Regions from separate parts of the Mus musculus genome. Here region 2 is linked to region 1. The links are chromatin loops, found by intact Hi-C in ENCODE. Cell type or tissue: left cerebral cortex. All regions are shown on one strand. Each heading gives the region's core, and the rest is flanking DNA. Links, peaks and the distances in the headings are about the cores only. Region 1 has its middle 55 kb from the start of BC055402. Region 2 holds the start of BC055402 (cDNA sequence BC055402).

The links. Peaks named below come from ENCODE experiments on the same cell type or tissue, not always from the same donor. Only the 100,000 strongest peaks of a DNase experiment are listed, where the experiment ranks them.
Region 2: a loop joins it to region 1, with 2.4 times the contacts of the local background. A loop is called at or near these places in 6 of 42 quality-filtered maps.

The regions. Positions count from the first base shown.
Region 1 is chr1:57,263,515-57,275,668 of GRCm38, forward strand. No RefSeq gene overlaps it. Among named protein-coding and RNA genes, the nearest start is that of BC055402, 55 kb to the left of the region's middle. In left cerebral cortex, for the core only: CTCF peaks have their summits at 5,660 and 6,414 (motif pointing left); DNase peaks (open chromatin) are centred at 2,076, 2,546, 6,024 and 6,399; H3K27ac peaks cover 191 bases.
Region 2 is chr1:57,208,427-57,220,580 of GRCm38, forward strand. BC055402 (cDNA sequence BC055402) reads right to left here and starts at 6,570. Exons shown (of 7, transcript NR_037990.1): 1 at 6,394-6,570; 2 at 5,287-5,470; 3 at 3,980-4,213; 4 at 374-613. In left cerebral cortex, for the core only: a CTCF peak has its summit at 6,008; DNase peaks (open chromatin) are centred at 4,462, 5,390 and 6,059; H3K27ac peaks cover 177 bases.

The sequences.
Region 1 (12,154 bases), core at 2,048-10,047:
CATCAATTGTTTCTGACCCAACAGTGATCTGGAAATGTTAGAAGGCTTACACCCATTCCACATGCTCTGTGACTCTCTGTGCTGACCCTCAACCTTGGCAATGACAAAAGAGAGTTTGGGGACTGTTTCTTACTCCCTCAGGTGGCCATCTATGTCCTGCTTCCTGTTTCTTTTACTTGTTTGGCTAAGTGTCTGATCTGATATTCTAATTTTGAGGTTTCAGGAGCCAGTACCTCTTAGGTGCGCAATAAACACTAAAAAGCGATGATTTTTATTGTGTGGGAAATACACAGTTCTCTTTAATTTTGACGTTGAAGACTACTTTCACACAAGTGGATGGACATCATTTATACCTTCCAGAAGCCTGTGTTCTTAAGAGAATGGAAGAGGAAATGTAGATGTGATTATTATTTTAAACTTTTAAATAGAATTTGAAACATTTTTGTTGTTTAATCGCTGTTATTTAAAATCTACAAAAGTTTATGCCTAGATAATTCATGAATAAGCAGAATTTTATCTGAATTATTTAGAAATCATGCTTTGAATCATTATTGCCCCCAAATTATTAAGTATTGAACTTTAAAATTAATAATCACCAAAATATGCCCATTCAGTGGATATGCTGCCAACTAGAGGATATTTCTCTAGCAAGTAGAATCATAAAAGAAATTAAAATATATCAACTATATTTATAATACTCACAAATTGTGTCCCACTTAAAATCGACTACATTGGATTGCAATTAGGAGACTATTGACCTGCTTGTTGAGTGCACTTGGTTTTAAGTCTAGGTCAGTCATTTCTTCAAGTCAATGTCCAGGTTTTAATGGATAATTGAAGATTTCAAACCATATACTCATAAGCTGATTAATTGTGATTGACACAGTCCCTGCAGCTAAAGTCTGGATCAATGTCAAATTCACTCATATTGCAAACTGTGCTGGTATAGCAGTTCCTTTTATTAAGCACTTCCTGTCCTCCTCCTTTGTCTCTCGTTTAAATACCAATAAGCCTTTACCAAAATGCCCTCCTTGGTTCTGTAAACAAGAGGCCCTTTAAATGTCCAACCCTCTTAGAGTCAACTGCACGAAAGCTGCTGGAGCACATGGCCTCAGTCACCCCTGGACTCTGTACAGTGAGTTCTAAAACTATCTTCTTGGCAGGTTCTCAGAAAGTGGCCACCGTTAACAGTCCAGAAAAGAGAGTAAAACATGTGGAAATGCAGCTATGATTATCGCAGTGAGGGTACCATTGATATGTGGTATGTGTACTCACAAGTTATGCAATTGTCCCTAATGAAAAGTGTGCTATTGAAATGTTCTGAAGAAGTACTTTCTGTTTCATGTTCAATCTATGCTCATTAGCAACGGTGGAAGCTGAACCTTATTTAAGTAAAGATGAATTGCTATATTCAGAAAGAATGAATCAATTTGTAGTGCAGGTGAAATTCTAGGAGATAAACATACATTTATTCTAAGTAAGTAGAAAGCAACATATTACACTGTCTGGGTGGGAATACCTGAAATCTCATACTTTTGAGTGCCTTAATTCTTTTTATATTTACCAAAAAAGTCACACACCCAAAATGCTATTTTAAAATCAAAGAAATCTGTTCTGCATCTCATTTTACTATTTAATAGAGCAGCTGAAAAATGACTTAAAGATGTGGCCATATGGTGTGAAACTCCAGAATCAGGGGAAGAATGAGATACTGTAAACACGTAAAAGGCAATGAAGGAGCCGGCTCCGAGCTCCAGGCTCCAAGCTCCGAGCTCAGTGAAGGAAAAACTGGCGGGCTGGGGGGAGGGCTGGGGGAGGGGGGGGCTCTGTCTTCTATTGATCACATTGGAGGACACGGACTCACTGGTGGTTTCCAATACATAATGCTGCATCTCAAGTGTCTGAGAGATTCGAGGAAGTCTCTCCTTCTTCCTGAAATTGTTTGCACAGAAAGCTCCATAGAATAAATTACCGAGGCTTCCAGCACAGCTCAATTAACTGAATGAAGCAAGGAGAGAAACAGCTCCAATCTGGTAGCCACAGAACCTGGCATAATTTTTGCTTGAAGAGTTTACAAGCGGATTGGGGCATTTAAACGACAGCCTGGATTTGGGAGTTAAGGATAACAGGAAGAAGAGGCAGGAGGGGCTCAAACTAACACTTTGCCCCCACAGATGTCTCCGTAGGAAGTGAGGTGCTCAAAACCCAAGGCATTTCACGTCTGTCTTCATGAGGAATTCTGATGTCTCCACTACTTTCTCCAGCTTCACAGATACTATGAAGCCAGACTTTCTGTTCCCTGGGAATTCCAAACAGTTCTTTCCTTGAACAGTGCTTCAGAAACATAGCCCAGCTTCGTGTCACAAAACTTCAAGTCACTTGATAAGTGATTAAATTATCCAGGCCTCAAGGAGAGTCATCCAGTGCCGACCCAATGCTTGGACTCTGAATTTCTATCTATACCTTAATTTATTCAATGAAGATTTTTTTTCCAGACCAGCAATAGACTAGGCCCGGAGAATAAAACCATCTCTTTTCAAGAGCACCTAGTTGAATTGGGAGAGAAACCTTATAACCAGTTCCTGAAGAATAAATGATCTACCCAGCCAAGCTGCAGAAAGTCTTCAGAGAACTGCTGCTGGGGATTTGCTACAGGTTCTGGGTAACCAGTCACCTACTTCCTAGGAACAAGTTTTACTTCTGTTTTGTAAGAAATGTAGATGCTTTTAAGGCACTGGAGACATTTCCTTCCCTTCTGTTAAAGTCAGGCATGACACTTCTCACCCACCCCTTCCTCATAATTGCAGTGTGTGGGTGGCCATGAGAGATGGCAGGGGCTTCTCTGAGGGTGACTTACAAAACAAGAAACTTAGTCTCTGCCCTCTGGTTGCCCCAAACCACTTGGTGACAGAACAACAATAAAGAAGAAATGATGTTGACAATCTCAGGGTCTGCTTACACATTAGCAACTGACTGTCTCCTTCAACCAAACATGATCCCACAGACAGTCAGGAGCTGTGGAAGCAAAGAAAACCACAACTTAAATACTGAAAGCCTCATGTCATAGCAATAGCATTTCCTTACAAATAGATGGCATCCTCAGTAGCGAGCACTGAAAACCCAGGGGATGAGTGAAAGGTAGAGGGGGCAAGCCTGGCGGGGGGGGGGGGGGAAGGTCTTACAAGGGGGGATCTGGGGCGGGTCTTACAAAAGGCAAGCCTATGGGGATTTTTACAAGGGGTAGGCCTATGGAGTCTTACAAGGGGTGAGTCTATGGGGGGGGGGTCTTACAAGGGTAGGGTCTATGGGGCATTTTACAAGGGGTGGGGCTATGGGAGGTCTTACAAGGGACACTTGGAACAGCTAAGATGAAATCACTACACACCAACCTAGATCACTAGGCCTCCTTCTGGTCCTATGTTCTCGCCTGCTTCAGAATTTGGCTCAGTTCCAACAGCAGTGCCCTCGTGCTACATTGAAAATAAAACAAAGGGCACCATTCATCACAGTTTTCAACAACTGGTTTCTTTTCTTAGTTTGAAAGAAAAACTTGGCAATCATAAAGCCGAAGGGTTTTTTTTTTTATTTTGTTTTATTTTTATATATTTTCTTCTTGGTGTCAAAATAAACTAGAACCAAAAGGGCCAATGGGAAGAAAAGGAAAACAGAGAAAATGCTTTAGAGCTGAGTGGGCCACACACTGCCATTCGACAGACACTGAACCATGGAATGTATCACTCTTAAGTTCAACCCAAAGAGCCAGTTCCTTTCTGCTTCTGTAAGATGTGGCTACTTAGGGAAACTCAAATAGGCTCCCGGTGTGAACTGTGCTGAATATTTACTTTAATCAAAGTGACATTTCCCAGATGGTGTCATCCAGAAAATCTCATCTGAAATGCGGAGTAAACGAGAATTCGGTTGAACATTCCAAGGGAAATCGAACACAGGTGTGCACCCATTTTAAGACGATTTGGTTTATGATAATAGGAACCTAGGAAACCAGTACATTGATGGCATGAATACTCCTCCCCCGGGGCATCTGATCCTTGCCGTAGCTACCAGGGAATTCTTGTGAAGTGTGAGATCCAGGGCATCAGGCTATGTTGTCAATTGCATGGTCCTAATACTCCTGGTTGCTAATGATGAGCCCCACTTTCCACAGTCCCCAGACTTTCCCTCTGCCCAGCCAAAGAAAGTGTTTAAGTTAAGAAGCTGCTCTGAGTGCCTCTCAGAGTTACTAGCCTATGAAAATGAACTCACTGAACACTCACGGAATCCTGAGGCTGTAAATGGAATAGATGTGTGTAAGGACAGTGTGCACTTCAGAAGTTAAATAAAAGGCATACAGACAAGGGAAGAGAGGCCAGGCATGGTGGAACCTATCACCTAACCTGTTTGCTCATAGGGGACATTTCAGGGGAAATGGCCTTGCCATCGTTTACAGGAGCAGTCACTGACTCAGCACATTAGGAAGGACAGACTGAGCCAGACGCTGGTCATGTGACTTACAAGCAGTTTATCAAGGGGACCCCTGAATTTCCCTGACCTCAGCTGCTGCATCTGCAGGGTGATAACCACACCTGCCTTGGAGGCATGCTGCCAGGACTCAGGGGGTGTGTGTGTCATGTACTCATTGTGCACACAGGTCAGACCCAGCTCTGTTACACCTGAAGCTTGTACAACTCTGAGCATAAACTGTAAGGCAAACTGCCCTAAACTTTGCTTGAAAATGAGCTTAGGAGTAAATCATGAGAAATTACACTTTTTTGGAATTTATTAATTTGTGTGTGAGTAGATAGACACCTGTGTGAGATGTGTGTCCCAGGTAATGAGGATTGGCAGCCAGTGACTTACTTCAAGCAATCACACTTAAAACCTGAGAATGGTACCAGGGCTTAAATTGTCTTTCAAAATAATGAAACTGATCTCTTCGTCCCTTTCTGCATGTGTTTTTCAGTGACACGCTTGAGTTGCACTTCCCAGGGCTATCCTTTCCTACTTTCCCGTTGTCATTTTAAGAGACTGCAAAGCTCGTTCATCTTTCCTTCTAGACAGTCAGGAGGGAGACACCTGCTCTTGGTTGGTCAGTGTTGTTCCTTTTCTTTTCGTGAGATAGGGTCTCACTATAGCCCTGGCTGGTCTTGAACTCACAGATAGTTGCCTGGCTCTTGCTCCTGAGTGCCTGGACTAGCTGTTAGTGTTTGGGATGCAAAACTAAAGCACAGCTTCCCACCCTTGTTGCTTGTCCTCGCTGGTTTTCCCAGAGACAGGTTTGCCAAAACCAGAAGTTCTGGTAAATTCTACTCCACACGATCATCATGGTGAACTGAATAATGCTGAATATGCCTCTGTATTTGTAACTGTGAGCCCATAGCAGCTCAGATGTTCTGTAGTTCAGGCTCCCGATGGAGTGGGGACAGACAGCTAAGAGATCCACCCTTTACTTACAGACTCATGCTTCTGAACTAAAAATTCCACAAACCAGCCCTGACTTCATCTGTCTTTAGTCTTGATCCTTCTCCCTGTCTTGCCCAATTCTAGTGCATTTGTGAAGCGTTTCAACTCTGCTTTGAGCATCTCACCTCTGGGGGAGCTATGGAGAATTCCTGGAATCCATTTTGTTTTTAACTAGAAGAGCTGGTAAGAACTTAACTCCATGTGGAAGAGACTCTGAGCTGCATAACTATACCCTACTGGTCGTAATTACAGTCAGCAGAGCTTCCCCTTATATGTCTCCTAAAATGTTCAGCGACATTCCAAGAGCCACGTGCACCACCAGTAGAGCCCAGTTCAATGGAAACTGAGTTGTTTTCCTTTAAGGCCTTCCGGGTCTCATGACAGGAACACCAGAGTATTGAGCCACATACAGGTGCAGGACACAGGTGGTATACTGGTTACAAACCCAAGATGCTGGCCTTGGCTGTTGCCATACCAAAGCCATAAAACAAAAGAAAACAAAAAGAGGTAGGAAAAGACAGTGGGCGGTTTCAACCATCTGTGCCCAGAACATCTTTCTTTAGCAGACTTTACAAAAGTATACAGTTGTGTGCATAGACAGCCTGTGAACACGGCACCCTACAGGGTTTTTGTGTAAGTAAAGGCACCTGTGGCTTACATGTCCTTATCCTAAATGGTTACTCTGCTCCCACTGAAAGACAGTACATGTTCAGTAAACACTTGGAAATGACGTTTTATCCTCAGGGACCTTACAGTCTAGCCAGCAAAACAAACAAGAGTAGGTCAACAAACCCCTGCCACAATTCAGCATGTCAGAGCCCAAATCTGTAATTGCGCAGAATGTGGGGAGGTGAATTCAAACCAAACTAAGTGACTAAGTATCTGCAGGGTGAGCCAGCCAGGAGTCTGGGCTACAGATCCAGATCAGCCCTGGTCGTAACTGCAGTTTTGGCCCCACCTGGTGGTGGTTTTACTCCGTGATTTAGACACTGCTGAGGAACTTCGGAGTCCTGGGGCTGACTTGGTTTTTCAGAGTGGCGGGACTGATTTCAGATTTTTTTCCAATTAAGTTTATTAGTCAACTCGGCGGAAGTTCAGTTGGGCGGCACCTGGTGCTGTGGGCTTGTCCTTTGCGTCCCTCGTTGAGAAAACAGGGCTGTGCTCGGGCCTGCACAGGATGCACAGACAGTCCAAGGAGGGGGGTCACAAAACTGGATGCCAACACATCTCCCAGGTACAGAAAGGACTACTTGGGCAATGCCTCAGAGTGCAACCGCCTCAGGAAGGACAGATCCAGAGGGGACTTCTGAAGAAATTCTCAGCATCTAGGAGTGTGGTCCTCCTATAAAACTGCTAAAGGAGGAACAGGCTAACTCACTAAACATACACAGAGATTTTAACTGCATCACAGGACACCAGAGGCAAAGGCTGACCAGATGAAGGAGAAGGAATCTGGAGTCCTAGCTTAGGTTCAAGAGCATTGCCTAGGGTTAAGACTGAGTTATGACCTTGCATAACAGGAGATATGACAGGAGAGAGTTAACACTGATTCAACAGAATTGGGGAACTTGGGGTCATCTACGTCAGGGGACGTGTTGAGAAAAACCATATGATATAATATCAGCAGAGTCTTGGTTGACATTCCACAAGTCAGATTAAATAGTGATGCCAAAACATGCACACAAGGCTTCTTGTATCTCTTATCTGGGTATTTACCTTCGTCACATTCTTGCAAAATATTAGGGTAGACATTATGAAGGAAAATGAACATGAATCTAAACATATATAGAGAACAGCATTCATCACTTTCCAGAAACCCTTTGTGTTTACTAGAGATGATAGTTTTATGTAACCATGTGCCATTGCTGGACCACGCCAACCCCACTTTTTCTAAAGCAGTTAGCCTTCAAGGACATTTTAGTGCCTATGAGGTCAGAAAACTAACTGGCTGCAGATGTGTCTATGCAGTGAAATGATAGGGACCTAGCACAGTTAATAAACATCACCTGCCCAGCCGAGGAAGAGGGCTAGGAAAGAACGACAAGTAAGTATTATAGGACTAAGAGAACATTCATTCTTCAAAAGGGAGAAGTTTGCATCTTGAGCCACAAGCTGCTATGCAAAAAGAAAAAGGAAAGGGAAGGAACGAGAAGGGAAGGGAAGGGAAGGGAAGGGAAGGGAAGGGAAGGGAAGGGAAGGGAAGGGAAGGGAAGGGAAGGGAAGGGAAGGGAAGGGAAGGGAAGGGAAGGAAAGGAAAGGAAAGGAAAGGAAAGGAAAGGAAAGGAAAGGAAAGGAAAGGAAAGGAAAGGAAAGGAAAGGAAAGGAAAGGAAAGGAAAGGGATGCACTGACAAACTCTCTATGGTTTTTATTACATTATCCATTCTTATTCCCCAACAACTCTCTAAATGGAAACAAAACTATAAATGTCAAAGAGAATATATAATCTGTTAATACAAAAACCACAAGCTAAGCGAGTAAAGTACAAATGAGAAGAAAATGAGTTAGTATCAACACCGAGCCCTTGGTTGCATGGGGAAACACCACCTTTGCCTGATGACCTGTGAGAGGGGTTTGTACAGGATCTAGTGTGGACCCAACCAAGGAAATGGAAGGCATAGTGTTTCAGAAGCGAGGACCTTGAAAGCTGGTAAAGATTAGAAACCTACGAAAACCAACAAACCAACACAAATAGCACCACCTCTGGGACTGCAGCACAGGTGCTTGGAAGTCAAGAGAGGAGCCCAGTTTCTCAAAGCCTAGAGCCATGGTTCTCAACCTTCCTAATACTACAACCCTTTATTACAATTCCTCATGTTGTGCTGACCCCTCCCCCAACTATAAAATTGGTTTCTTTGCTATTTCATAAGTAACTTTGCTATTGTTCTGTAAAAATCTGTATTTTCTGATGGCCTTTGGCAACCCCTTATGAAAGGGTTGTTAGCTGCCACAAAGAGGTCACGACCCACAGGTTGAGAACTGCTGGCCTAGACACTTCAAGAAGCAACTCACTGACATGGAGCAACCGACAATACTCAGGTCATGCCAAGGCTTCAAGGGGTCATCGTGAAACCAGTTTTGAAAGCATCAAAAACAAAACAAAACAACAAAAAACAACACAATGTCCACTATCAAGATGAACACTGTAGAGGTGGTGAGGTGACACTTCCAGAGATAGAGGTTACATGAATAAGAGCAGCTCTCCCTTCCCTTCCCAGACTGCACCTTCCTGCCTCATATTTCACTTTCCACCACTCAAACTAAAAATGGTGCTTTACAGAGTCCAGGACTCATATAAACAGAATATGGAAGCTGAGAGACAGCAGGTTGGTAACATGCACACTGACAACACAGAGAAAGAGTTCTGTCCCATGTTTAGGTCTGTTTCTCACATCTTAGTTCATGAAAAGCAATTTTGTCTCAAAATATCTTGATCAGCAACAAAGAAGCTGAGAGAGTGTCACCCAAGGGCAATCTGATCTACACCCAAGCCATGCTATCTAGGACGACGTCTTACACCCCTGAGAAATAAGAGATTGAAGTTACCTATGAAAAATGGGCTTCTTGGAAGCCATGTGCGGGCTGGCTTAAAACAATAAGCATTTCTTGCCCCCAGGGACATCATTCTCTACAAATATGGTCTGGATGCTTATCAAACAAGTTTTTAGGCTGCTCTCTGAAGTCTCTGGGCAAGTACAAACACCAGAGTCAAATAAATGCCTTTAAAAGCAAGGCCGTGGAGCACGTACCCTGTCAGTGGGATCCTCATATTCCCCCAAAGTAAACAGTAACATGAGAATATTTATATGAAATAAAACTGTGTATCAAGCCTGCCTTGGCTCAGCCAGAGGGAAGGATAAATCCCTTGCAGATCTCTCAGAGAGTGGTCCTTTGTTGACCGCGGACGCCACTTCCAAGACAGTGCAAACCAACTGCAGAGCAAGGCTTTTCATTATGCCAAGGAATGAAAATATTACAACACCCTCCATTTTGTTTTATCTCACAGTTATATTTTACTTAAACCCCCTCCTACCTTTTGTTCAAGTAATTTTAATTTATCATGAGTCAAGCCCAAATTTAGGTTGGAAACAAATGACAAGTCCCTACCACAAACCCACAAACAGTGTCACCCTCATGGCCCAGCGTCCTTGCTGCTTGCCTTCCCCCTCTTTTAAGAAGCTAAAGGCTACATCCGTGGGAGGGGTTTAGAGGGAGGAAATGGGAAGGGAGAAATGATGTAATTAAAATCTCAAAACCTGAAAGAAGAGATTTAAAAATAAAAATGCATACATACTATAATGTTCAAGGAAAAAGCTTTTAAAGAAAATATGCAATAAACCTTTGGAGTTTATATATTAAGATAAAAACTAATCTTTTAAATATTTTCAGGTTTTTCAATATTGCTTTCTTATGTTTTCAGTAAACTTAAATATTCCAGAAAGAAAGAAGACTACAGCCTGAGGTTTAAAGTTGAGTGGAACAAAAAGGCTGGAAGGTTGATCAAAGGTGAATTCTATTTGTCCACGTGGATTTGTGCTTGTTTCCCAGCTGGCACATGTCATGGGCAAAGTCACCTGGTAGGAACTGGGGGTGAAATGAGCTATGAAGCTAAATGTCTTGCAATATACATTTTTTCCTTTTTTAATATTTTTATTAGGTATTTTCCTCATTTACGTTTCCAATGCTATCCCAAAAGTTCCCCATACCCTCCCCCACCTCCCCTGCTCCCCTACCCACCCACTCCCACATTTTGGCCCTGGCCTTGCAATATACATATTGGGGAAAGAAAAAAGTAATACTGGCGAAACATTTGCACAAACTTAGTCTGTTTCTTCATAGGTCCACCTGAGAAACGGTCACTGAGAATCAAGAGGAGAACGTTAGTGAACTTCTCATATTATTTTAGTCCAATGGGACAATCCTTGCTAACTCAAGCTAGGACAGAGCTGGGGATACTGTGTCTGTCCACAGACAAGCCTCCACAGGGCACAGCTGACTCAAATTCCTAAAGAACCAAGCAGGGGCATAGAAGAAGGGAGAAAGAGAACAGAATGAAAGGCTAGTTAGCATATGGGTGAGGGACAAACAGCCCTGCACGTTTAGCAGCACTGATAATAAATAATGACTTACAATTTTCAAGTTGATAGCTGGATCAAAGACCAAGTTTGATTAACTGTATTTCAAGCTTGTACAACCACTCTGGAAATCAGTCTGGCGGTTCCTCAGAAAATTGGACATAGTACTACCGGAGGATCCCACAATACCTCTCCTGGGCATATATCCAGAAGATGTCCCAACCGGTAAGAAGGACACATGCTCCACTATGTTCATAACAGCCTTGTTTATAATAGCCAGAAGCTGGAAAGAACCTAGATGCCCCTCAACAGAGGAATGGATACAGAAAATGTGGTACATTTACACAATGGAATACTAGTCAGCTATTAAAAAATGAATTTATGAAATTCCTAGGCAAATGGATGGACCTGGAGGGTATCATCCTGAGTGAGGTAACCCAATCACAAAGGAACTCGCACAATATGTACTCACTGATAAGTGGATATTAGCCCAGAAACTTAGGATACCCAAGATATAAGATACAACTTGCCAAACGCATGAAATTCAAGAAGAACAAAGACCAAAGTGTGGACACTTTACCCTTTCTTAGAAATGGGAACAAAACACCCATGGAAGGAGTTACAGAAACAAAATTTGGAGCTGTGACGAAAGGATGGACCATCTAGTGATTGCCATATGCAGGGATCCATCCCATAATCAGCTTCCAAATGCTGACACCATTGCATACACTAGCAAGATTTTGCTGAAAGGACCCAGATATAGCTCTCTCTTGTGAGACTATGCCGGGGCCTAGCAAACACAGAAGTGGATGATCACAGTCAGCTATTGGATGGGTCACACGGCCCCCAATGGAGGAGCTAGAGAAATTACCCAAGGAGCTAATGGGAACTGCAACCCTATAGGTGGAACAACAATATGAACTAAGCAGTACCCCGGAGCTCTTGTCTCTAGCTGCATATGTATCAAAAGATGGCCTAGTCGGCCATCACTGCAAAGAGAGGCCCATTGGACTTGCAAACTTTATATGCCCCAGTACAGGGGAACGCCAGGGCCAAAAAGGGGGAGTGGGTGGGTAGGGGAAACAGACCTCCAGAGTAGATTGGTAAAGATCATTTATAGTACATATCACTGTTATAATGTACTTTCAAAACATTTTCTTAAAATAAAGACCGACAGTTATGGTAGGCATATTTTCCCTATCTTGTAAGAAATGGGACCATGTAAGAAATGTGGACATGTCTAACAGAGTAGCAACCCAAACCCTAGTGTAACAGTCGATTGTCCAAAATTCTTCCTACTAGACTATGGGGATTCCACTGAAGCTAGTCACTACATCTTGTTAATGACTGCTTCTCAGCTCTCAAAGACTCAGACACCTGGTCTACCAGAGCAGCATCTTTCCTCTCCATCATAGCAACTAAAATTACTTATGTTTGAAACCATTCACAAGTCCATCATTTTTCTGTCTTTACTGTAGTTATAGTGAAAGAAAATAGCAGATATCCACAAAACCTTAGCCCTGGAATGACATAAACAATCAAATGTAAGTTAAATATAACTTAAAAAAAAAAAGGCTAGGTCATTGGATCCAAAGGGTAGGTTAAGTCTGACCTAATTTGATTT
Region 2 (12,154 bases), core at 1,677-9,676, 55 kb before region 1:
GGCGTGTCTGCTCTTTTGGTCACGGGTAGCCCTTCTTTCAGTCTCAGGTGCGGAGTTTCCATCTGGGGTGATTAATAGGCTCATATGTCACGTGGTTCTGATATGTCTTGGTATATTTTCAGGTGTCATAATTTATTGGCACAAATAAATTATTTATCAGTTTGTGCCTCCTGGTGTTGGCAGATGGTAGCTGTTTATGCGCACAAACAAGATGTAGAGTCATTGTTTTTTGGCACTTACACTCAAAAGAGAGTAATTCGGGTCAGATTTGTTGCTTTATAAAGTGGAGTCATGTTAGGCTAGGCGCAGCCTGATATTCTGTGCACCGAGACACACAGCCTGCTCTCCCTGTACCTCTGTCCTTGGAACTTACCCCATGCCTGCTGCGTTCATGGGTCGGTATGGAAAAATTCCGTTCTGAGATTCTCTCCTTGATTTCACTCCTTTTCATCTAAAAGCAGTCAAAAGTAATGCGATTTTCTCTTATATGCGTTGGTATTAATCATGATAATCTCTGTTGAGTGCTTACTGTGTGCTGTGAGCAGCAAGAGGAGCATCTTTCACGGAATAGCTCATTGATCACCATGAGACTATGATGCAAGGATGCCGTCATCTCCACCCAACAGAAAGGAAACACAAACATGTTTAGTCACTCAGAAATTGATGCAGAGCTGGGATGTCTACTCAAAACTTTTTCTTGGTTCCTATATGATGAAATGTTTAAAAAAAAAATAGAAAAACTCAAGTGCAGAGGCCACAGTTAGACTTTTTCTCCACTACTTCAAGGTAGAGGGAGAATTCTTTATACAGTAGTACTGGCTGATCATGGAGAACCACAAATGGGTCTGACAGAAATCCAAATGTCAGGATCTTAGGGGGAATAAGAGAGCATTTTATAAAGAAGATTGGAACTGTTATTTATGCTATACCTTCAGGGTTTACCTCCAGGGCCAGCTGGAGGCTAATCTCTGAGCCAGCCTTCTGCTGTCTGTCACCCGGAGTTACTGGGGTGTCAACACCAGCTGTTTGTAACAGTACTGGGGAGTGTCACATGGTTGACAATAACCACAGTGACCGCTCCAAAGCCAGCATGTATCTGTGCCCAACCCTGAGGTATACACAAGGGGAAAACAGAGGAGTCATGAGCCCAGTGGCTGCTGAAGGTTGCACAGTTAGGAACAAAACTGGCTTAAGTCCAGATCTGACCCCAAAGACACTCAAAAGACTCCAAGAAACCCAAAGGCTTGTAGAAGGTGACCAGACTCTTAGCTGCCTTGCAAAATGGAGTGTGCCCCTTTCAGGAATATTGGTTTGACTCCCCGAGATAGGATGACACAATTTTCTCTTTTGTGAACAGGTCCAGAGGACGCAGACATTGAACATATCATCCATTTAATTAATTGAGGACCACAAAAAGGCAAGCATAAGAGCCCGGTGAGCCCTCGTGGACACCAAGTAGAAGCCTCCATTCGAGGTTCCAGGAGCTTCCACAAAGTCAAGTGCTGTATGGTTCTGGTGCTTTTGCCTCTGACAGGCTTCAAGGCACTAAGCTAGCTTCAGCTTCTCTGGTACTATAGAGCTGTGTTAATAAAATAAGGGTATAGATTTGCCAGAGTCCCTCGAACCCTATTTCTGGCATGATACTTTCAATGTTGAATGTAATAAAAATTCCTCCCAAGAATGCTGACATGGCTGGTAAATAATTTGCATTTTTAGTGGTTTGCCTAAGAACTTGAGAGCCCAAGAGCAGCTATAGCCTTTGAAAATAGCTGTATAAAGAAATAGGCTGGCTCTTTTCCTACTCAACATGCCTGCTGCTAGGCTTATCAACCACAAAGCAGGACTCAAGCTTTGTGTGTGTGTGTGTGTGTGTGTGTGTGTGTGTGTGTGTGTTGTGACATGCCTGATGTTTCAGTTTCATATCTGTAAATGGTACTTCAAATTGCCAGAGATCAGAGACAAGACATCCTCTTCACACAAGAGCCTCCATTTTCAACAACCAACACCATTGCTGTGGCTTCAGACATGTCCCCCAATGCTGCCATTTCCACTTACCCTGAGGACAGACTGATCCCATGTTAGGGCCTGAATTCTGTCCCCTCAGTATTCATACATTGAATCGATAGCCTTAGTAGAAATGGGCCTCTAGAGGGTGGTTCATGTTAGATGAGGCTACAGGGTAAGGTCTGAGTCCATTATCACCGTGTTATAATAACAACGAAGAGATCCCAGTGTCATGGATGGTTAGCCTCTTGTGACAGACAAGAAAAGGTCCCATCTGTAAGCCAGGAAGTGTCCTCAGGAAAAACCAACCCCATAAATATCTTGCTCCTAGACTGCCAGCTTCTAGAATGGTGAGAGAATGAATGTCTCTAGGTGCACCACCCAGTCTGTGGGTTTCTGTCGTAGCAATCAGGCAAGACTAATACACACCCCGTAGTTAGCATGGTGGCTTCCAAAGTGTGCCCACCACTCTTGTTACTCCGTCTTTTATGAGCTGAAGGAGAAGCTCGAAATACCTCTCACTTAACATATGGCAACCTTCAGCAGCCAACCATTTTAGACACAAAGGCTTGAGCTGCCCATGGTATCCCAACCTCAGGTCTTTGGATACATCAAGGACAAGAATACCATCTTGTTCCATGAGAGGTCCTGGTGATGTCACACTTACCCTCACTAGCCTCATCCCTAGACTCACAGTTACAGCATGGCCACCCAGAGGTCCAGGCTCCAGGTTTTACAGCATGCTGTGGAGGCCTTCTTGCCTCTATTTCCCCACATATCAGTCTACCACTTTGCCTGACAGACTGTCACACCATGGCTGTGCCCGGTTTTATCCTTCCACTCATTCATTCAATGAATATTTATTGGCTTATTATGTGCCAGGCACTGTTCCAGGGAGCTGGGACATTGAAAAAAAAAAAAAGCAAAAGTCTCCATCGTCATAGAAGTTACATTCTAGTATAAGCCCTTATAATTAAATATCTTTTAATCAAGCTGGGTTTCTGTTTATCTCATTGTAACACTGCTCTTTAGATTTTACAGTGTGCTATTTCCTACCCAATGACAGGTTTCCGTTCCAACCACATTCTCATCTTTTCCCCTCATTTTCTTAAATGAATAACATCACCAATACTCCATGTTACCCACAGAAGCTTGCTTGAGAGGAAGAGAGACAACAGGAGCTTCCGTGCCCAGTGGCATCCACACACATCCTATCAAGGCAAAGAGCAAGGGGAGGTTTCCAAGAGTCTGGAAGACAGAGAAGTTACCAGAGAGCAAAGTGCCAAGCGCAAAGGCATCAGATTCTTGGTTTCTACGTAAGCCCTGTATTGGCAGAAAGAACACAAACACAATTCCCCCTTCCTTCTCCTCAGGGACCTCTCTTGGCTGATCTCTTAAAACTCAATCGCGCCTGGTTCAGACCAAAAAAAAAAAAAAAAAAAAAAAAAAAAAACCAGCAAAGGTCATGGCAGTGAAATGCACATTGCATGCTGATCAGGGACCTTGGGTAGGAGTTACAAGCATGAACTCAAAAGCCAGAGCACTAAATTCACCCTGTAATTATTTTATTTTTGTCTATAGAAAGTCTCAATCAAATTTCTATCCCTGGTTCAAAGCAGTGTTTTCTGAAAATGTCTAAAAGCCAACTTGTATTTTTGTCTAAAACATACATAGTAACATAAACAAGTGGGCAGCGGGAATGTGAACTTACAGGGGTGAGAGGCGCATCTGTCAAAGCTAAAAAAAAAAAAAAAAAAAAAAAAACAACCAAACCCGGCAATCACCTTCATCATATTTCCAACTGTGTGTGAAGATAAAACACCTTGTCTTTCTTCTATTAAACCCAGTAGACGACTGTCAGTGTCACAGGTCTAAGTTAAAGCAAGAGAGGGATGCTGGAGCCCAGGGCTCCTCACCCCTCATCTTGCATTCTCTCGAAAGTCTAATGGATCATTTTGTCATCTTGGAAACTCACCCCTTGCAGAGCTATCATGGCGACGGTGGTGGCAGTGGGGGTGGAGGAGGTTTTGAACAGGGTTCATCTCCACTTAGAGAAGCTTCTTCAGATTGGTCTTCCAGCCAAGGAAGGAATCGGCTCTTGGTCTAATCGTGAAGGGCTGAGCTAATCTGAACATCACATCGGGCAAAGCACCTCTGGCTGCTCTCTTGCACAGGTAACGAGAAACATCCACGCCACATTCTTGGAGCCCTGAGAGGAGAGCAGCACCTTGTACCAGGCCAAGCAGCACAAAAACTGGTTTTGTGTGAGAGTTAACATTGTATTTGAAAAAAAAATCACTGGAGTTTATCTACGGAGCACCAAGCTGGTTTTGAAATGTATTGTATTCTTACTGCACAGGGCCCTGGTCCTAATGAAGACCTGCGTGAAGTTCGGAACACTCAAGAATGAGACCGTGGGGGAAAACTCCACAGAGGATTACAAGCAGATATGTGGCAAAGACTGCCAGCACGCATGGTGTCCTATACATGAGCTTTTCCTGAGAAACTCAGACGGGGAGAATCGTCCTAGCTCTATAACTGACAGCAGGAGACTATTTCACAGTTCTGCCAAATTGTGGTGCTCCTCACTGGCCTCCCACTACTTCCCCTGCCTCACAACTCTGGGTTGTAAGTTCAGATTCAGACATTTTCTAGGTTTCTCTATTTTCCTTTTTGGCTGTTATGGACACAAGCAACATCCTGTTTCAAATAAGGATATATATATATATATATATATATATATATATATATATATATATATATATCAAATGATTCTTATAGAACTTATAGAACTTGATGAATTAAGTGTAGACAAATCAGAAACACGTGGATTTAATTCCCCCTCTGTATATGCATGGATTTAAATATTCAAAGGAACTGAGCCTGAGAATATGTCTTTTGAATTCTCCTGGACACAGAATCTTCATTGCAGGCTTGCTTGACATCTTTCCTATACCAGGTCAAATTGCATGGTAAATCCATACACGTGTCTGCCCAGGGGTCACAGAGGGAGGTCACAGAGCTGTCCACGACTCGGCAGCCCGGGTGATAACCGTGCTGTATGGCGTGTGCTGTGAGAGGCCTCAAGGCCTCCAGCTTGCCTGTGTTCACACTCACTGAGGTTTGTTTTTGTTTGGCTTTTCATCTGAGAGAAGAACGTTCTAATGAGTTCCACCACCACACTCCCACCCCCCCTCCCATCATTTCTTCCCATCGCTGAAACCCTCAGGGAGAATCTACTGTGTGTGACAAAGAAATATGTCTTTCCTCTGTGTTCCAGACCTTGGAAACCATCCAAGACCCCCTTTCCCCGGAGGCCAGCTCTCCTCCGTTATGATTTGCATTTCACCGCCATTCACTGAAGCCGGCGAGAAGTTGTCTCGGCAGAATGGTGCGAGCTAAAAGTGGGAATCGAGAAGCCTCCATTTTCCAGCGTGCTCTGAACAACATCTCTGCTGCCAGAAACCTAAAGCCAAATTCAATTTGAAATTTATACAGAAAAGAACATCCACACATTCAAATTCTCCTCCCCTTTCCCAAGACCTCCTCCTGACCTGGGAATGTCTATTTCATGTTTAATTTAATTCTAGATTGCTAATTAATATCTCTACCCCCTCCTGCCCCCACCCTTGCAATTTAATTTCACATTGTCTTCATTTTCTTAAACTCCTCTTCTCCATGAATTTTTAACTTGGAAAACAGAACAAAGCAGCTCTTGAAATGTAAGCAAGAATTTGAAAAAGAAAGAAGAAATTGGGTCAGAAAAAAAAAAACGGTCTTTTTTTTTTTAATTGATTCAGTTTAAACCATCTGAAAGTACTTCAAATATACTTCCCACAAGGAAAGAAAACCTTGTCACCCCTCCTGTATTTGGTCATCCTTATAAAGGCTATTGGAAGCTTGCGTGTAAGAAGGAATATTGAAGTTACTCAAGCAGCTGAGTTAGCACTGCACCCCAGTTCAAACTGATGTTAGCCAGAACTCACTCCCAAATTGAGCATGGGTTTTCCTGAGCTGTTACTGAAGGCTTCCCACAGGGAGACACTGGCACTGCAGAGGGAGCATCAGCTGCTTCCTGCTTCCTCCCCTGCACACCCACCTCTGGGAAATCAGCTGCAGCCTTCTCTCCTCACATCCGTGTCCAAGGAGCCCCAAGGAACAGTTGCTGTCTAAATACTGCCTGGGGAGTGGCACTTTAGCCCAGTGCAACCTTTATGCATCAAGTTCTCTAAACCTTCTCATATTTGCTGAAAGCCTTCATGTGTCCCAACACCAAGGAAAGTGGCTTGAAAGGCCAAAGGCCATGCAGCGTTAAGAGAATTTACCAGACTCCCCCCAGGAGTATGTTGTACCTCGTCTATGGTGGCCATCCTTCAATCCCCAGCTGACCTGGTATTTGGGTGAGCATGAAGGTCGAAAAAAAGGTCTCCTCTCTCTGCTGCTTCCAGAGCCCTCTGGTTTACAGGATAAGATCCAGACGTCTTTGCACAATGGAAAACTTATAAGAGCTGGGACCTGGCAGCCTTTCTCAGCCCTTCATTATCCCTCAGAAGTCACCCAGGTCCTTGTCCACTCAGAGTCTCCCTGGCTATATCAGTCCCTGCTTGTCCCTCCCTTTGAAAGGCTTCCTGGTTAACACTGGCTTCTTCATGAAGACTCAACTCAACTTTTCCTCCTAATTAAAGAGATTCTTTTGTCACGTGAGCCACACTTGGCTCTTCTCATGGTGACCTGATTTTCCTCAGCCAAGGCCTTCCTGCTTCCTGAGAGAAGACCTTACCGTTGTTTTCTCCCTGTAGCAGATGCATACTGGTGACAGATGTGTGTAAAGTACAACAGAGATAAGGGAATTGTGATAGCCAAGTCTAGAGGACCATTTTGCAGAGAGTTTATGACATCTTAGCAATCAACTTAGCCAGTTATCTGCCATCAATACCAGACTGTGGCATATCTGAACCATTATTCTTCCCCTCGGGTTATTTTTACTGAATGCAGAGCTCAGCCCAGCCGTGCCAGATGATTGTAGAACTTTGTAGAAACCAAGGGGCTGCCTTGCCTTCTCCCCAGCATCTGCCTACACCCCATCTCACTCTCATTCCTCATTTAAGAGTTCACAAATTATTCCAGCCAATTTAATAAAAAAAAAAATGTTCTGTGAGGTAAAAGGGTCATGGTGATTAATTTTGCTCTCTTAATGAGGAGAAAATTTCATTTTTTATTGTTAATAACACAATGCCACACTCCAGGTAAATTCTAAAGAAGAGGAGCTCGTGGTTTTTGTTCACAGTTAAGGGGTCACATATACTTAGCAGTGGCCTTCTGCCTGACAGAGTCCAGAAACAACACAGCATCAAAATGGTAAGAGATCTTGCCTAGATGGCTTTCATGGCACACCTACTCCAGAGATAACCCTTAACCCAGTAACCCATTAATCCATCCATGATGACAGAGCCCTAATCAAGACCTGTCTAATCCCACTTCTTAATTTCTCATAATGGAGATTAAGTTTCAACATTACATTTAGAGAGGACAGACCACATTCAAACCATAGCACCATGCAAATGAAACTGGCTGTTTGGTTTAGTCAGGTCATGTCTGAAATAAACTATGCTATTAAAACCAGGTTATACTCCAACCCTTACGGCTAAAATGCTGAGGTTTGCCCCTGTTCACTGTCACTAGACAGTGAAGTGCTTTCTATGAGCTGATTCATTTGATTTTTACCAATTCTGGGTGGCACCTGCTTTTTTGGCCCAAACTTTAGTGTTGAGAAAGCTGGCCACAGACTCCAGCAGACATTGCACACAGCCCACAGGTTTTGTATTTTTTAGGGAAAATGACCATTTCATTGGCCCCAGAGAAGCAGCAACAGAGCCACAAGTAAACGACCCACAATATCTACCTCGTTTCCAATTCAAGCACTCCCTAGATTCTCCAGTTCTTCCCAGATTGGTAACTTCCCCTGGCTAGTCTGTACACCAAAAGTCAGGTGGGAAAAGTCGAATTCCCAGAGTAATTGAAAAGGCCCTGATTGTTGCTCCTTCACTCCCACAAAACTGGCTCTAACCAAACTTTGACTGTCATTACATGGAGAGTGAGAAGTAGGGGTGTTGCAGAATACTTGATCACACAGTGAATCCAAAGATAGTGTTTCTAGCTATGGTGTGGCCCAGCCTTTAGCGCATACCTTTGATCCTGCTAGTTAGAATACAGGCATGCTTCTAGCACACACCTTTAATTCCAAACAACAAACTTGGAAAGTTAGTTTATAGAGGAAGCTCCCATGTTTAAAAGTGATACCTAATTGAGTGGCAGACAAAGTGACAAATCAGAGAAAGATTTGGCAGAATAGGCTATGTCCGATTCTCACGAGAAGAGAGAGAGGAAAGGGGAGCTACTTGAGGGGCAGTGCAGGGAGAGAGAGGAAGAAATTTTACAGGCAGAGTTTTACAGAGACAGGTTAAAGAGAGAACAAGCTATACACCAGTGAAGACAGAAGAGGACAGAGAATGAGCCAGAATATTAGAACAGATTGCTAGATTTAGCATGAGGCCAAGTGGAGCAATTCAGTAGGAACGGAAAGAAGCCAGTTTGAGTCAGTTAGCACAGAGAGAAGTTTCAAGTCAACAGCTGAGTTAACCAGTCAGCCAGAGATGAGAAAGAAAAAGAGAGGGTGAACTTATTCAGCAGTAAGTCTCAGAGCTGAAACCATTCTAGGCCTAAATTACATTGTACCAAGGCTAGAGGCTTCCAGGGCTAGGTCTAGGATGGCAGACAGAGGCAGTACGCCTCCAAGATGACAACTCGAGCAGGAGAATAAAAGTCACAGGTACCTAGGGATGCTGTGCAACATGGAGGACACCAGAATCCAGAGAGAGCTAACGAAATGTCAATCACATCAGCACTGCAGAGGCCAAAGGAGAAGGGGAGGGACCCTGCCAAACTTGATGTGGGTAGATCTCTACAGTCAATGCTGGCCACACATTGCCTTCCCAAAATTCTGAGTCTTGGAATAAAAACAACCACCATATTTGTCTGCAAATATTCTGTTTATCCAAGATTAGGGAGCAAGCTTAGACAAGCTGTCTTTTTCACCTCGACACCCTTTGCCACCCCCTTTTGCCATTCTGTGCAATTACTGTAAGTGCTACCAATCAGCAATGCACATGAAACCAGTGATGGTTCCTCCCTTATAAAGGGCAGGAGGTTTAGGCTTCCCACGCTCATCTCCATGACCCCCACCTGTTTTCCAGAGACACTCAGATGGATCTTTCCCAACTCTCAGGAGCCCTTATAACCTTGAAGGCCCAATGCCACTTCTGTTCCCAGCTCATCCATGTGAAGTGGTTGCCACACTTAACGTCCCTCCGCCTCTCTCTCTCCATCTGCAAAATAGCCCAAATAATGAGAGCCACCTGCTTCCCTCACAGGAGCACAGTGAGAATTAATGGGACTGGGCTGGTGCTGCCAGCTTTCCAAAGAGCTTGGTGTATTTCGAACGAGAGACTCTATGGATAACTAATACGGTTCCCTAATCACGGGACTTTGAAGCTGCCCGTATATTTTCAGAGCCAGGGATACAGGAACATCCGGTTCCCTATTTGTTATTTGAAATGGGGCCCAAAAGAGAAAGGGACAAGACATGACGGAAAGATATGGTCGAAACAACCCTTCTGGTGACCATCCATTCAACATCTGTCTGAGGGGGTGGGTGGGTGATTACAGGGCCTCAGACTGTGGGAGTCCATTATCATTAGCGAGGTATTTCAAGCTGAGTGGACCAAAAGGACAGGTCAGGCCACAGATATTTTTACTGAATGCAGAGCTCAGCCCAGCCCTGCCAGACCATTCCAGAACCCTCTGACTCCTCCCAGCATCTACCCACACCCTGGCCCAACTCTCACTCCTTATTTAAGACTTCACAAATTGTTCCTGCCAGTTTAAGCAAAAAATGTTCTATGAGGTAAAAGGGCCACGGTAATTAATTTTGCTCCCTTGACTGGAAGGTGAAAAGCTTTTTATTATGTAAATTATAAATGTCCTGAAGGGAAACTTTATCTCCTCCCCCCCCACCCCCCACCAATGAGCCTGTCAGGCTGCCTACATCAGGATTTTTTTTTAATGTTTATTAGTCTAGGGGGGCTGTTTAGGAGGTTGTGTAGTTTCTAAGTGCTGACATTTATCTATTGCTTCATATAAACCTAGTGGCAGAGAGCCACAGTCGGACCACTAAATATGGAGGAGGGGAGGCAGTTGTACCGTCCACAGACAGGCAGACAGCAATGAGGAGCAGCCTGTGATCCCAGAGCAGTGTGGGACTCCCCATCCTCCAGGCTGAGCCCAAGGCCTGCCCTCTACCCACAGACTTCTCTTCTATCCTTCTTTTGGTGATTCTTTCTCACCTGTGTCCTCTCAGCCTTTCCCACATCACTCGGGATAAGGATATCTGTACAAGCCAACCTGCCCTGGGGCTGAGAGGTCTCCTCCTCCCCCTCCCCTCCTTCAGCTTGCCCAGCCACAGTTCTTTGTTTGGAACCATTCTTTTTTATAATAGAACACACTGGAAACTGGAACTCTTTCTTCCCACAAAACAATGAGTGTTTGTACACAGTGATGCCTGGCTGGGCCGTGATGTTCGGAGACATGGCCAGACATCCTCTCCATGTGTCTGTGAGGATGGAGTTGGGATGAGATTTATTTACACTGAAGTCAAAAGACTGAATGGAGCAAAGGCTTCCCTCTAATCCAAAGTGAGGCCTGTGAGACTGACAAGAAGTGACACACACATACACACTCATGAGCTCTCTCACTGGAGAACTCTAAGCCTTGATCACAAACATCATTCTTCTCCAGGAAGTGGAAGGCTTAGCACTGTGGCCCTTGCCTTATGGGCCTGAAGAAAGAGTGTTGCTTAAACCCCCTTCCATTATAAAGCAGCGCCTCTTAGCTTGTACCTCAGCAGCTGAGTGGTCTGTCCAAAGCTGACAACGGAGAAGGAAGCAGGGAAAAGTCAGAAAAAAGGAGGTGTGAGGTTGCTATCCTGAACAAGGATCCAGACTGGGGAATTTGAATGAGAAGGGGTCCTTAGGCTCATATATTTCAAACTGGTCCCCGGTTGGTAGATTTCAGAAGAGGTTGGTGGGAAATGTGGTCTTGTTGGAGGAGGTGTGTCACTGGGGGAGGGCAATGAGGTTTCAAAAGCCCATGCCATCTGCAGTTCTCTCTCTCTCTCTCTCTCTCTCTCTCTCTCTCTCTCTCTCTCTCTCTTCCTCTCTCTCTCTCTCTGCCTCCTACTTACAGATAAGGATGTGAGCCCTCAGCTTCTACTCCACTACCATGCCCACCTTCTTGATGCCATGCTCCCAACCTTGATAGTCAGGCCCTGACCCTCTGAAGCTGTAGTCCCAACAAACTCTTTCTTCTATAATTTACCTTGATTATGGTATTTATCTCAATAGAAAAGTAACAAATATGCCAACTTCACTATAAGCTCTGTGCTCTGTGCTTCACAAAAAAAAAATCTATTTCAATGCCACATCCATGGTACCAGTTAGTAAGTAGCTGATCAGGATAATTTGTCCTCCAACTGTGCTTAAGGTGAAGGTATGTAGAGGGGAGGAACAGGGCCTATCTCTCTGGAGCACATGTTCTCGTGAAAAGCTCTAAAATTAATGAACAGCACACATCCTAGCAGGCTGCACTGGGGTCTACTGTGCACAGTGGGAGGAAACAGCCCTGAATATGATGACTATGTCAGAAAAAGCACCCCTGAAAGGGCTCATTTGGAGGCAGCTGTCAAAGAGAACTGACTGAGCTGAGGGAGCCTTTGAGCAAGAGGAAGGAATGGGGTCCTGCAATGAAGAGAGACCCTGAGCACAGGAGCCTAGTGCAGAGCCAGGCGGTCTGACACACAGTGCCATGCTTTCTCCAAGTCAACCAATGAAGTCACGAATCAGAGGAATAACATTATTTCGACTCTTTTTTTTTTTTTTTTTTTTTTTTTTGCACATTATTTCAACCACATCTGTGTGGAAGACAGGTTGGGGAGTAAAGATGGTAAGAGCTTCCTGGCAGCTTCCTCATTCAAACTGGAGAAAGGACACGTGGACTTTCTTCTAGCTGTCGTCTTTCAAGAGGAATGACAGCCACT